2 separate regions of the Homo sapiens genome follow, and region 2 is linked to region 1. The links are chromatin loops, found by intact Hi-C in ENCODE. Cell type or tissue: IMR-90. All regions are shown on one strand. Each heading gives the region's core, and the rest is flanking DNA. Links, peaks and the distances in the headings are about the cores only.

Region 1 (8,690 bases), core at 2,921-6,920:
TCGGACCTCCCCCCATAGGCTGGGGGCTCAGGCCTCAAGATGCCCTCCCCATAAGACACCAGTCACAAGTTCAGGCCTCTGGAACTTCTGACCAGCCTGCTTCAAGTTGGGGTTCCCAAGACCCCCTCTTTGTGTTCAATTAATTTGCTGGAATGGCTCACAGAACTCAGAGAGGCACTAACTTATGTTTGTTCATTTATTATAAAGGATATTATAAATAATACAGATAAAGAGATGTGTAGGGTGGCATATGGGGGAAAGGGTGCTGAGCTTCCATGTTCTCCATGGGTGTGCCACCCTCCAGGAACCACCAGGTGTTCAGCTATCCAGAAGCTCCCCAAATCCTGTCCTCTGGGGTTTTCATGGAAGCTTCATGATGTCAGCATTCCTTCCCACATGGTATCAGGCAGTGTGGGACCTTCTCTGGAATGAGGGTCTCTTGACTCACAATCAGAAAGGGGAGGGAAAATTAGATTCTGTTTCCTGAGGCCTGCCCCTGACACCTAACACACCCAAAGTTATAACAAAAGACTGTAACAAGGGCTGTGGGAGTTATGAGCCAGGAACTGTAGATGAAAATCAAAATAATAATTTTATATATTAAAAAATATCACCACACTGCCACATCCTACTGCTAAAGTACCTCATCTTTCATCTGTCGTCTGTGACCCATCTCGTCCGTGCTCTACTCTGGCCTGTGTCAGAACGTCAACTTTCTTACTTCTGGACCTTCAAATGTGGTGAAATTCTTTTTAATGCTATACCTTCACACGGCAGAACAGTTTCCTTATTCTATGACACAACAGCCAAACACCCTACTCCAAGGACTTCCCTGCCCAGGAAACTGGTGCCTCAGTCCAGACACAGGTGATCTTAATTAAGGTAAGTTAGCGTAAAAGACAGGAGTTGTCTATGCCTTGAGACACTCTGGGCATCCCCTAAATGAACTGATTGTAAGTGGGTCTCCTCTACACAACATCGGGCTCCACATGCCATGGAGAAGCCCACACAACAGAGCTTGGAAGTAGCAGGGGGTACAAGGGGTAAGCAAATCCCTGAGGCCTGGGCACAGTTTTAAATCCAATTCAATTATAATCAATATAATACCCACGAGGGACAACCGAAGGGACCCTTTGCTCCTAAACCTGAAAACTCCTTGAAAATCATCATTGTAGATTTTAGAGTAGAGCTATCACCCTTCTAAGGCCACATGCGATTCTGATCATGCACTAACCAAAATGATAAACTTCTACACTGGACTTCTGCCTGGTTCCATCAGTCCGGCCATTCTTGAGGTGTCTCAGTCATCATCATCTGCCTCTGCCCAAGACCTACCCTAAGTCATACCAGCAAATGGTCTTGTTGACTTTTGCCTCAAGCCACACCATCTATGCACATTCACTTTCTTGATCACCACTTCCTTCTATCCTGACCTGTCTGCACCTGTGATCTTCATCCAAGTCTCTACCCCAAGACTCAGCCTCTAGCTCAAGACAGGAAGCTGGAGAAGGCAATAAAAGAAACACGAGATTATCACAGATACTTTTTCCAGCTCCACACCTAGAATCATGCAAAGGAGATGACCCAGAAGAGAAGTCAGTCATCAGGCTTTAAGTGTGAATGTCCCAGAATATTCCACTGTACTTTCATTGAGTGAAATGGGGGCTGCCCACTCCATCCCATATTGCATGGAAGGCCTGAGGGATGGTGAGTCAGGACAGACCCCTTCCAGATCATGTACCTTTAGTCCAGCCACTGTGCACCTGCACTGTATTCCATGCACTGTGTACCTGCCAGACCATAAATCTGAGCTGTCAACACCCCAACAGAGCTCACAGCAGGCATCCTGGAACTGATTCCCTCTAATCCCTTTCTGATCTGCTGTTTGTCTGGCAACTGACTCTTGGTTCTATCTCCCATTTATAGTCCTGCTGGCTTGACAGATGAGTGTATTCTCCTGATCTCTCAACTCCCTGTCAAAGGCACTGGCTTGGTCTTACTCACCAGCTCTCATGTTTTTTTATTTTCAGGATAAACCCCCACACACACTCAAAGTGCCTGTGAAGACCCCACTGAGCTCCACTCACATCTACTGGGGCCTCTATGGGGTGGGGGTAGGGATTGACAGAAGTTGAGTCTTTTTATCCTGAGGACATGGTCCAAATCAGGGACTCATGGAAGACTGTTGAATAACTGAGTGATGCATAAGGACCTTGACCTCATAAGCAATTGTCCTTCCAAACAGAGAAAACTGGCCCACAATGAGCTATTTCTGAATGAGTTTGCATAAAATGCTGGTGAAAAGTGATACCCAGAGGAAGACTAGCCAGACTGAACTACTTAAGGAAACAAAGCATCTTTGAGAAATAAAATTAATTAACTGCTTCCAAAGGGAGCAGAAAATAGGAGGCTGGGAGGGGCCGGGAAATTTTATATAAATTTCCAAAGGACTAGGAACTTGAAAGTAAACTAAGGGAATTTCAAGCTCTAAATTAAAAAAATGCCTTCCAACATCATGGCTTAGCAGTATGCGATAGGCACTCAAAACTGGGATTTGGTTATGTACAAAGCAAAGCTCTGACCAAGGAAAACAATAAATTAAATGCAAAAATCGACAGGATTTGGGCTTTTTAAAAGTTACTGCACAATATTCTCTGAGGGTGATTTCAGACTAGACCTTGACAGAGTGAGATTGTGAATATAAAAGTGAGCTTTTGTCAATCAGAAGGCACTTCTGCAGAAATAAGTTTCTAGAGAATAACCAAAGGGGATTTCAAAGATCTAGTTTACATTCTTTGTGTCTTCAGGCCCATTTCCTTGGGATTTAAGAAACCATAAGGATTTTGAGATCATGAAACAGTCATATGAAACACTGCTTAGTATGGGTCTCACTGTATATGGTACCCCAGTCAGGGACATTTTATTTTTGTCTGTACTTTGACCAAATTCCTTTGCCCACCAGCCCCCATTCCTCCAATCTTTTAAGGTTTGCCAGCTTGTTAGTGGAGAGGAAATAGTAGTTATATCCCATCTGTCCTCCATGACTCTCACAAGCAAATCAGAAAGTGGTGGGGACATGCCGATAGATGAGGAGGTTCCAGAACCAAGATACACCCACCCTGGGAAAGAAACATTCTGTAAGGTAAGGTCACATAAACTCCAGGAAAGGGGTTTCTTCTGCCAGTATCTGCACTAAAAGAAGATTCTATTAAAATTAATAACTTTTCTTTATCAGGCACTGTGTGAGGAACTTTATATACATAATCTTAATGTTGCCATTTGATCATAAAGATAATTCAACTTCACAATTTGACTCCAGCAGTATGTTGATCCTGCTATATCCAAGAATTTAGCATCAACAAACCAGAACAACTGTCATCTCCTTGGTATGGGGGGTGTGTGTGTGTGTGTGTGTGTGTGTGTGTGCACATGCATGGACATTTTCCCTGTGTTGCTCTTCCTCTTTGCACCTGTGTTTCTTTCCCTGTCTCCCTCACTCTGTGTGGCTGCCCCTGTAAATCTTCCACTTTCCCTGAGTCTAGTCTATGCCTTTGTCTATGTATTTTCCTCTCTATCTTTGTGTATGTGTGTTTGTGAATGTATTCCTTTACATTTCTCTGCTTCCTTATCCAGGCAAGGACAACAACCTGAGAGGCAGTGGGCCTCTTCCTGTCTTCCTTCTTGTGCTGAAAGTCAACAGAGAAGAGAATCAGTCCTCAGGATCTCACTGAGCCTTTTTTAGAATATCCATCACCACCCCTTCCTTTGCTCCCTGTTTCTCCAGGCTCCCTTCTCCCAGCAAACAACCAACTTCGTTCCACACTCATGTGCATGCATATGCATTCATACATACAGGGCTGCATTTATTCCTGACTTTCTATCCTTCATGTGATAAATAATTGTTAACACTTATTAAAAGCTACTATGATCTGAAAGTTTGTGTCCCCCCAAAATTCATATGTTGAAATGTAATTCTCAACACAATAGTACGAAGAGATGTGGCCTTTAGCAAGTGATTTAGGTGAATGGGATTCGTGATTAGGCATTAAGAGAGCCCCAAGGGAGCTTGTTTGCCCCTTCTGCCACCAAAAGACACAGCTAGAAGGCACCATCTATGAGGAACAGGCCCTCACCTGATGTCAAATCTACCTGCTCTTTGATTGTGGTCTTCCAAGGCCCCAGAACTGTGAGTAATAAACTTCTGTTGTTTATAAATTATCCATTTTTTTTGTTTCAACAATCAGAAAGGGCTAAGACAAAAGCTAACTACATACCAAGCACTGTTTGAAACACCTAATATTTACCCATTACAACCCCTTATAAGGGTTATTATTATCTCTACACTCCAGATGAGGAAACTGAGGCATGGACAATGTAAGTAACTTGCCAAAATTCATACAATAGCAGGAGAAAAGCTGACATTCAAACTCCACAGTCTATGCCATAAACCACTACACCATATTGCCTGTACCTTACAGCCAGTGATTAGCAGATATTAGTAGAGAAAGCGACGTGTCCTCTTTATTCTCTAATGAGCTCCCAGAACTCCATACATAACAAGCTTCTCTCAAGATCAAACAGTTTTAGTATGCTGAGCAGCACAGAAAATTTGGGGTCATTATGAAAGGGGACTAACTTCTTTGAATACTGGGGGAAAAAATCACATTTCCCCCGACTTCGTATTTAGAGAATAATCAAGAAAATGTTCCCCTTTCTCTCTTACTGAATACAATTTATCTTTATCAAACCAGAAAAGAATGTACCTCCAGCTGGAAGTTTCTCACAAAGCCTGTTGAGATGAAAGGTACAGTAATAGATACACAAAGCAGTTGCTTTTTATCTGTGAAGAGCTGGTTTCATATAATTCTTTCATAAAAGTGAAAAATAAGACATTGTGTTTATGTGGAGCATACATTTGTCTGCATCACAAAAAAAGAGGAGTGTGACCGTCTACTGGGACAGCCTAAATCCTTGACTGTTTGCATTTGGTCTGGCCCAGGTGCTCCATTAATAGTGGAAAACCTGCTTTTTCAGCACATGAAGTGGCCAATTTAGGCTCAAAGTCACTGCATTTGTTATCTGTCCTAAACAGGAGCCCAACCCATACTTTTTGCTCAGCTAAAGAAAAAGAACATTGAAAATTTAGTAAACAGGACAATTGATGGCACCTGGCTTTGTGTCAAGCAAAAGCCGGTCTCTGCAGTGAAAAGTCCTGACCTTGAAAAGCTGGTTAAAATGGATGATGCGTGGGCTGCTGGCTGGAGAGCCAGCGGGAAGTAGGTCAGTGAAGCTATAGGCTGGCTTCTGTCACTCCCAGCCTGAGCTTGTGCAACTCAAAGGGGAAAAAAATGTTCTCAGACAGAAGAGGAGACTGTGTGTGGTTCCGGGCAGCATGTAATATTGACAAAACCATCACCACCGAATGAAATCATCGAGGAGAAGCTGTCAGCCCCTGCCACATCCGGGAGCTATTTCTGCTCCTTTAATTAATTAAGGGTTGTCTTGTCTTAGTTTTTATTTTAACCACAGAAACGAACTTTGTTGTCCACTTTCTCTAGGCCCCACCACACTGCCAACTCTTACAGGCTGTCCACCAAGCATTTAATGGCCCTGGCTGGGCTGATAGACAGGAGGGAATAATGAGGAAGCCCAAATTGCAAAGGGACTTTAGACAGAAGGCAGAAGCTGTCTGTGATGGAAGTCAAGCCCTGGACCATCCTATCACCCACCCACCCGCCCTCCTCACTTGCTCTCCAAGGAGCTGCAATGCCTCGTTCAAGAGCAAAGTTTCTGGAACCTCCTGGGCTTCCTTAGCTGTGTGATTTTGGGTCCATTCCTAACTTTCTGTGTCTCCATTTCCTCACATGTGAGGTGGGAGTAATGAATGACCCTCATAGGGTCGCTGTGTGGAACATTCATGAGAGCCCCAGGAGAAAGCAGATGGTGCACTCAAACTGGGATAACCCAAGGAGGGTTTCATAAAAGAACTATTGACAAAGGAGTGTGGAGAGTGCAGAAAAAGCACAAGGGAGGGTGCAGCGCCCGAGGATAGTAAAGTGGGTGCCATTATCAGTCCCGAAGGGGCACCTGGAAGAGTGTGTGTATCCACATCCAAAGAAAGTAGGAGCTCCGTGATGTGAGCTATGACCTTCAATGCAGGCACGCAGCCAGCTGGTAGCAACCTGACAGAAAGGGAGGCTTATGAATAAATGCATCAACCACACTCTCCTCCTCCCCTTGGGGTCTCCATACGTCCCTTCAGCTGAAACCATAAGAACCCAACAGACAAGGCAGCCCCTTAATGCATTCCATATGAGGCACCCAGCAGCAAGTGGATCTGCAGGGGCAAATGGGAGACACTGAGCACCAAGAATTTGATGAGGCAAGGTAGTAGATTGCTTAGTGCAGTGCCTGGAACATGCATTCAGTGTGTACTAACAGCTTCATATGTGTTACTAGGCAGGGATGTCACACAGATGAGGCACCCTAGGGAAGGAAAACTGTGGGCCAGGAAAAGACCACTCAGCCTCAGCCTTTCCTGGTTCTGAAGTTTCTGCCTCTGCAGGAGGATCCAGAACCTCAGGGTTATTGCCCTGCCACTGATTCTGGGATCTTAGGCAAGCCCATTCCCCACTCTGGCCTTTGTTTTCTTGTCTGTTAAATTAAGATGTTAGGGGATAAGATGAGTTTAGGTATTTTCCAGTCTAATGTGCTGTGATTCAAGCACATTTTGTGTTTATAGCCAAATTTAAAGCAATTTATAACCAGTCAATCCTAATTGTATTTGTTTTGGGACACAAGATGAATTGCAGGACTTGGGCAACACAATGGGAATTGTAGGTGCTCTGCACATAAGGTTGAGATATGCCTGGTGCAGCCATTGCCCCTTCCCCATCCTGTTCCAGGGATTCTCCCAGGTTCCTGCCAGCCTCACGGTTTCACACCCACTTCCTAAGAGGAAGCAAAATCCTAAAGTGAGGGGAAGCTGGCCTGAGCTCCTCCAACATTCCTTGACCCCTCTCCCCTGTTGAGCTCACCTTCTCTCAGCATCCACCTAACCAGTATTTTTTTAATTGCCAAAAGATACCTTTAGTAACACTTTACACATAGCTAGTATGTATAATATAGGGAAGAGTTAAGATACCTGGTTCTAGCTAAATTACAGTCAGACCCACTGGGCTAGCACCTTAGCCAATACTGCTGCTGAAGCCCCTCAGTGGAAGCCAAGGGCTTCAGAGAAGACAGTTTGAGGACCCTTCCACCCACAGCATCCTTCTCATGTTCCTCACAACATTCTCGGTCCCTCTGGAGAGTCTCCTCTTCCCTCCTGTGTTCCAAACTAGAGAACCTCAACTAGTCAATTACTATCTACAAGGAGATTTTGCAGCCTACACAATAGTAATGGCATCTTACCATTGTAGAGTGCTCAGCTGATTACACAGCCCTTTCACACACATTATTGTATCCCCAGAACAACCCTGTACTTCCCCAACTTCACACCAAAGTAAGCAGCACAGTCAGGCCCGGAACTCATTTTTTTTTAACTCCAAGTTCACTATTCCCACACCAATGGCCAACCAGAGACCGCAAGCTAAATACCAGCATCTTTTGTTGTGGTGTCCTAAATGATTTTTAAAATTATTATTTGCATTAGTGCCACCATCTTCTTTTCTTAACTCTATCTAAAATCCTTCCCTCTCGTGCATTGTCTGCCTCCTCTCCTAAGCTCCCCAAGATGAAGGGCTGCCTGTCTCACACACGATGGTATCCCCCAATCCCTAACCCAATGTCTGACACTCAAAATGCATGCAGTAAGTGCTTATCCGCTGAATGAAACACAGAATCCCATACTCCTATTCTTTTAGGTCATTTACCCTCATTAGGTTTCAAGGCTCCCAAAACTAAAAATAACCACGTTTGACTCAGCAGCGGGTGAATGTCCAGATTACTTTTAGTTTCTGGGTTAAGGAGGAAAACTGGGCCAGACCCAGACAGAACAGACTACCTGGTGGTGCATCCTTGCTGGAGGAATGTTAAAGACCCTTGTGTAACAAATATTGATGAAGGCTGATTCTACTTTTCATTTTCCCAGGAGTCCCAACCGAAACATCCTACAGTTTCTAGAAGTGTATGATTCTCTCCCACAAAACTATGAGCTATTTGGGAAGAAGAATTCTGCCTGGCTGCTCTTTTTTTTCCCCTAGAAATGAGAAGTGGATCACGCAAGGTTCTGCATAACAGTTTGACGAATGCTTGAGATTGGCCAGCAATGCAAGCCTCAGCACCAGAGTGTGGAATCGTAGAATGTTAGAACTGGAAAGGATTTCAGCAACATCTCAAACTGCTCTGTACAATATGTTAGCCCCTAGCTACATGTGGCTATTTAAGAATAAATCAAAATTAACTGAAATTAAAAGAAGTTGAAAGTCTTCAGACATACTAGCCACTTTTCTAAGACTCAAAAGCCACTGTCTAGAGGCCACTGCATGGGAAGGCACAGATATGAGAATATTTCCATCATGGCAGAAAGTCCCTTTGGATAGCACTGAAAGGATCTCATTTATAATGAGAGAATTGAGTCTCAGAGAAGGAAAGTAATTTCCCCCGAGTCACGCAGTGAGTGAGAAATGAAAACATGAGCTCTGGCTTAGGTTCTTACCTAAGTCTCCCGGTTACTGCTCAGCACTTTT
Region 2 (5,124 bases), core at 564-4,563, 85 kb before region 1:
GCCCAGCACATCAAAAATATTAAATATAGGCAGGGAGGGAGGAAGAAAGGGAGGGAGGAAGAAAGGGAGGGAGGAAGAAAGGGAGGGAGGAAGAAAGGGAGGGAGGGAGAAAGGGAGGGAGGAAGAAAGGGAGGGAGGGAGGAAGAAAGAGGGGAGGAAGAAAGCGGGGGAGGAAGAAAGGGAAGGAGGGAAGGACAGAAAAAGAAGAACCATTCATTGTGATCAAGGAAGAGTGTTTGACAACTCAATGACTGTCCCGTGGCTGCTGCCTATTGTCCACTCATACCCACACCTCACATCAAGCCCAGGAAAGGACACAAAGGACCAAAGCAGCTCAAAGTACATCAGAGTGTATTTAACCACTCCTGCCTCAGGGGTTCACCACTCACTCAATGGGTTACCAAGTTCTGCTTCTGAACATATAAGTCTTTTGTAAACACCACACTGCTTTACCCTCTGCCTGGAATGATCTTCCCCCAGGTCACAACTCAAATATGACCTCCTTAGAGCAACCTTGACCCATCCCCACATCTACTGTAGACCTGCAGGCATCATCATCTCCCCATCTTTTATTCTGTTCACAGTGATTATTCTGATCACTCCCCAAAATTATACTGTTTGTGTGTTAACTTGTTTATTGTCTGTTTCTTCCCGGTAAAATGTAGGTTCCAAGAGAGTAAAGATCTTATTTTCAGAGTTCATCACTGTATCTTCCAGTTAAGAACAGTTCCTGGCACATAGTATATTCTCAATGAATATTTTACTGAATGAATATCAAATCAAAAAGATGAAGACACACAGCAATAAGGGTGGATCTGTATAGTGCTTGGTGAATAAAAATACAAGGAACAGGCTGGGCATCGTGGCTCACACTGTACTTCCAGCACTTCGGGAGGCCAAGGTGGGCAGATCACTCGAGGCCAGGAGTTTGAGACTACCCTGGGTAACATGGCAAAACCCTGTCTCTACTAAAAATACAAAAATTAGCCAGGAGTAATGGTGCACGACTGTAGTCCAGCTGCTAGGGAAGCTGAGGCATGAGAATCGCTTGAACCCAGGAGGTGAAGGTTACAGTGAGCCAAGATCACACCACTGCACTCCAGCCTGGGTGATAGAAAGAGACTCAATCTGGAAAAAAAAAAAAAAAAGCAAGAAACAGAATGAGATCTATAAAAAAATCCATTTATGTAGATTAGAAATGCTGGTATGTAAGGCATTAATACATTTGCAAGGCATTAAACCATTGACTGTGTTGAGGACAGGAGAGGACTGAAACATAGGAATTTTTTAAGTGACACACATACAAGCAAGAAAGAAGTCACTACTCATCATGCATTGATTTTGATCATAGCCATGACCTGAGATATAGAAAAAAAGAAGAGGGAATATTAGAGGTACTTAATATCAGACTCACACTGGGTTACTAATTTATATATAAGTTTAGATAAATAGATGACAGATATTGGATGGTATAGATAATAAATAGAAAGATAAATAGATGAAAAGATAGATTAGCTAGACAAACAGACAATAGAGAGAGAGAGAGAGAGAGAGAGAAATAGGTAGGTAGGTAGGTAGACAGACAGACAGACTACTTGGTAAACTGTTTATGCCATGATATGGATTTGCTTCTCCTCCCTTGACATTTTGGTAGTTATAACAGAGTTCCAAATAAAATTCTTCCTCCAGGTACCATAGAGGAGAGAAAAACAAAATGCTTGAACAAGTGGGCATGAAAGTCAAGATTCTGCTCCCCAGAGAGAGCAACCCAGAGAAACCACCCTCCTAGGGGAGGAACAGAGCCTCGTCCTGCTTTGGTTCCACACCCAGATCACTGCGTGCCCTTCAGGAACTTATTCAGACCTACGTTCCTTTATTTATCAAACTGTTTCAACTGATTTCTTTTTATGGTGCCCAAATGTTAGGGAGCATTTTAGGAACATGAAACCAAAATGGTGTGCAGGGATCCCCGGGACACAGTGTTAGGAAGCGGATGGGAGCCGATGATTAGACATGATGTGCAAACCACACAGGGGTCCCTGTAAGCCACAGCTGGCTGTGTAGCATAGATACAAATAACCCCAGACTCAAAGAATGTTAGAGCAAGATGAAGTCTTTAGCAATCTAGGCAGACCCCCCTCCCCTCCTGGTTTGCACAGTCTTAGAGAAACTTGCATTTACACTGAGTAAATGGCAAAGCCAGGGTGGGAACTCTATTCTCCTGACTGCTTCTCTCCAGTGCTCATTCCTGGAGCCTGAGGATAACCCTGTGTTTCCACATAGTCCCACTGCTGATGTGCGTAACGAGGATGAGAAGCCAGTTTGCCTCGCCCGCCCCAAAGGAAGTTGTGTGCTATACTTTTGAAATACATTAAGTTTTTTTCACCTGAAGTGAGTCCTTTCCTTTTTTATCTATTTCCCAATGTTCTAGACATGCAATATTTTTACTAGTAATATATACTGGCTTATGTACAGTGACTCTCAAAATATATTTCTTGGTTCTACTTTTTGATTCTAAAAGTATTAACAAGTAAATATACATATATATGTCTACACACATATGGGCATCTATATCTATATAAATGCATATACTTTCAAATTTCCACATTTATATACAGTGCAATCAGGACTGCATTCTATAGTTATTACCGCCCCACGCTCTCAACCATCCTTATTTACTTTTGATGTAGAAAGGAAAGGAAACAAAAAGGAAACTCTCCACTCTTAAGATAACTTGCTGGTGACCCCGGGTAAATGACAGCCAAGCAAGACTTCAAGGAACTTGTTACTTACAGCTTGAATTTCAGGCAAACATCTTCCTGCATTTCTAATGAAAACCGGATTCTTCTCCCTTCTTTTGAAGTGCTCTTTGGGAATTGTTTGAGTGTTCTTTGCAATCTTTTATACCCAGCCTAAGGACTCTGACAAACTCTCTCTTTCCCTTCAAAGGCTTGTTAACTATGTGATGAATACACCTGTCACTTCCAATTCTAACCTTACTTTCTGTTGTGATGGCTGTAGAATTTGGTATCTATGGCAACTTTTCAGTGGCTCAACATCGATTAAAAAATGATTGGCTTATCAGGGTTGCTTGGTTGATTGATGGAAATGATCAGTTGCTCAAAATAATCATGACAGATAAAGTCTCCTAATTAGCTAGTATTTGCAAGATTCAGAAATTTTAGATTTCTTTTTTTTTTTTATTATTTCCATGCAAAAGTAACTGGGATCTAATTCTACTAAAGTAGTTACAAGTTAATTTGGACTGCCTCAATGAAGGGAACTTGATTCAATTCACATATTTTATTTCGCAGCCAAATGGCACATTTTGTCTATTTTAGAAAATTTACTCCTTGATTTTCTAATATCTCAAGGTCAGAGGCCAATTTATGTGTTTTAAAAAAATTAACTTTGGTACTAAAAAAAAAAAATAGCCAGGTTTAGAGCATTTGCAAATGAATTCTAAAGATTTTTATTCTAATCCTTACCCAAGTGCGTAAAACAAGGAAAGACAGTATTGTATGGGAGAAATGTTAACTACAGCCTGACCTTCCCAGGAAATTTAAATGCTTTATCTTTGAATAGAACATTTTAAATCAACATCTTCAAAAGTATAGTGATATATCAGTGATTGTATACAAGATAAATTTAGGTAGTCCACAAACTTTCTTAATAACCAAGTAGTTATTTATTTTACTGTGACACTGCTGTTGTTCAAACATTTTTTAAAAAGTGGCAACTTCATATGGTTTTGCTTAATATTTTATCTTTAAAAATAACTGTATTCACTTTCTAGGACTGCTATGAAAATGTACCACAAATTAGGCAGCTCAAATAAACAAAAATCTATTGGTTCACAGGTCTGGATGCTAAGAATTTGAAATCAAGGTGACAGCAGGCCATGCTTCCTCTGAAACCTGAAGGGGAATCTTTCCTTGTCTTTTCCAGGCTTTGGCATCTGCCTGCAATCTTTGGCATTAATTGGCTCACAGATGCGTAACTCTAAATCTCTGACTTTGTCATCACATGGCATTCTCCGTCTTCTTATAAGGGCACCAGTCACATTGGATCGGGGACCCATCCTACTTCAGTATGACCCCATCTTAACTAATTACATCTACAATGACCCTACTTCCAAATAAAGTCAAATTTGGAGGTAGTGGAGGTTAGGACTTCAACATATAAATTTTGGGGGGACACCATTCAACTAATTAACAATAACTAGCCCATTAAGTCTGTGATTTCACAGATAATATTGCTTAGTATGAGGCTAGAACGGCTTTTGTTTTTAAGTTACAGTTGATGCTTTTAAAACTAAATAGGGATGGTATGTGAACATGGCAAAATTTGTCCACATCGCACTGAGAATGACAGAAGCTGGAGGGTGAGCTTAACCGTAAAACCAGCCATAAATGATCCCCTCCCTGTTTCCTCATCCCTTTACAATGTTCCCTTGCAGCAATTCCCATCAAGAAGTGGAGTCTGTTTCTCTACCCCTTAATTCTGGCTGCCCTCATAGTTTGCTTTGGCCAGATTAGCAAGTGTGCCCTAAGGGGAAGTTTGAAAAATGCTTGCTCATTGGGCTTGCCTTCTCTCCCAGGCTGCCCTGCTGAAAGATGAGAGAGATGACACGAAGCAGAATTGAGACAACGAGCAAATGATCAGCAGCCCCTAAGCTGACCCAGCTGCAGACTCCAGACACAGACTTTTGCCCCAGACAAGACTAGCCAGCCCCGTGTCCACATATAGCAGAGCCATCTAGCTGAACCCAGCTGAAATTGTCAATCTACAGAATCTTAAGCTTAAAAAGGAAAGAAAAACGTGCGCTCTTTAAAACTACCCATCAAACTTTCTAATCAATTTTCTGCTTATTTTACCTAGTGATTACAATAGATAGCAGTTACACCAATTTTATAGGTAATTTTTTCATCAAAGTTGCTTTTAGGGTATCAGAAATGTTGGTTGGGGATGAAACACTGTATTGCTCAGGGTTCTCTTAAAGGGACAGAATTAATAGGAGATACACATATACGTGTGTGTGTGTGTGTGTGTATATATATATATATATATATATATATATATATATAAAGGGGAGTTTATTAAGTATGAACTTACATGATCACA

What was found. Peaks named below come from ENCODE experiments on the same cell type or tissue, not always from the same donor. Only the 100,000 strongest peaks of a DNase experiment are listed, where the experiment ranks them.
Region 2: it touches region 1 in a loop (2.3-fold over the local background); 1 of 110 quality-filtered maps calls a loop at or near these places.

Annotation. Positions count from the first base shown.
Region 1 is chr2:220,003,060-220,011,749 of GRCh38, reverse strand. All of the region lies in intron 1 of LOC105373891 (a long non-coding RNA gene), which reads right to left. Among named protein-coding and RNA genes, the nearest start is that of MIR4268, 100 kb to the right of the region's middle. In IMR-90, for the core only: no CTCF peak of the experiment used is centred there; a DNase peak (open chromatin) is centred at 5,329.
Region 2 is chr2:220,089,725-220,094,848 of GRCh38, reverse strand. All of the region lies in intron 2 of LOC105373893 (a long non-coding RNA gene), which reads right to left. Among named protein-coding and RNA genes, the nearest start is that of MIR4268, 190 kb to the right of the region's middle. In IMR-90, for the core only: no CTCF peak of the experiment used is centred there; no DNase peak of the experiment used is centred there.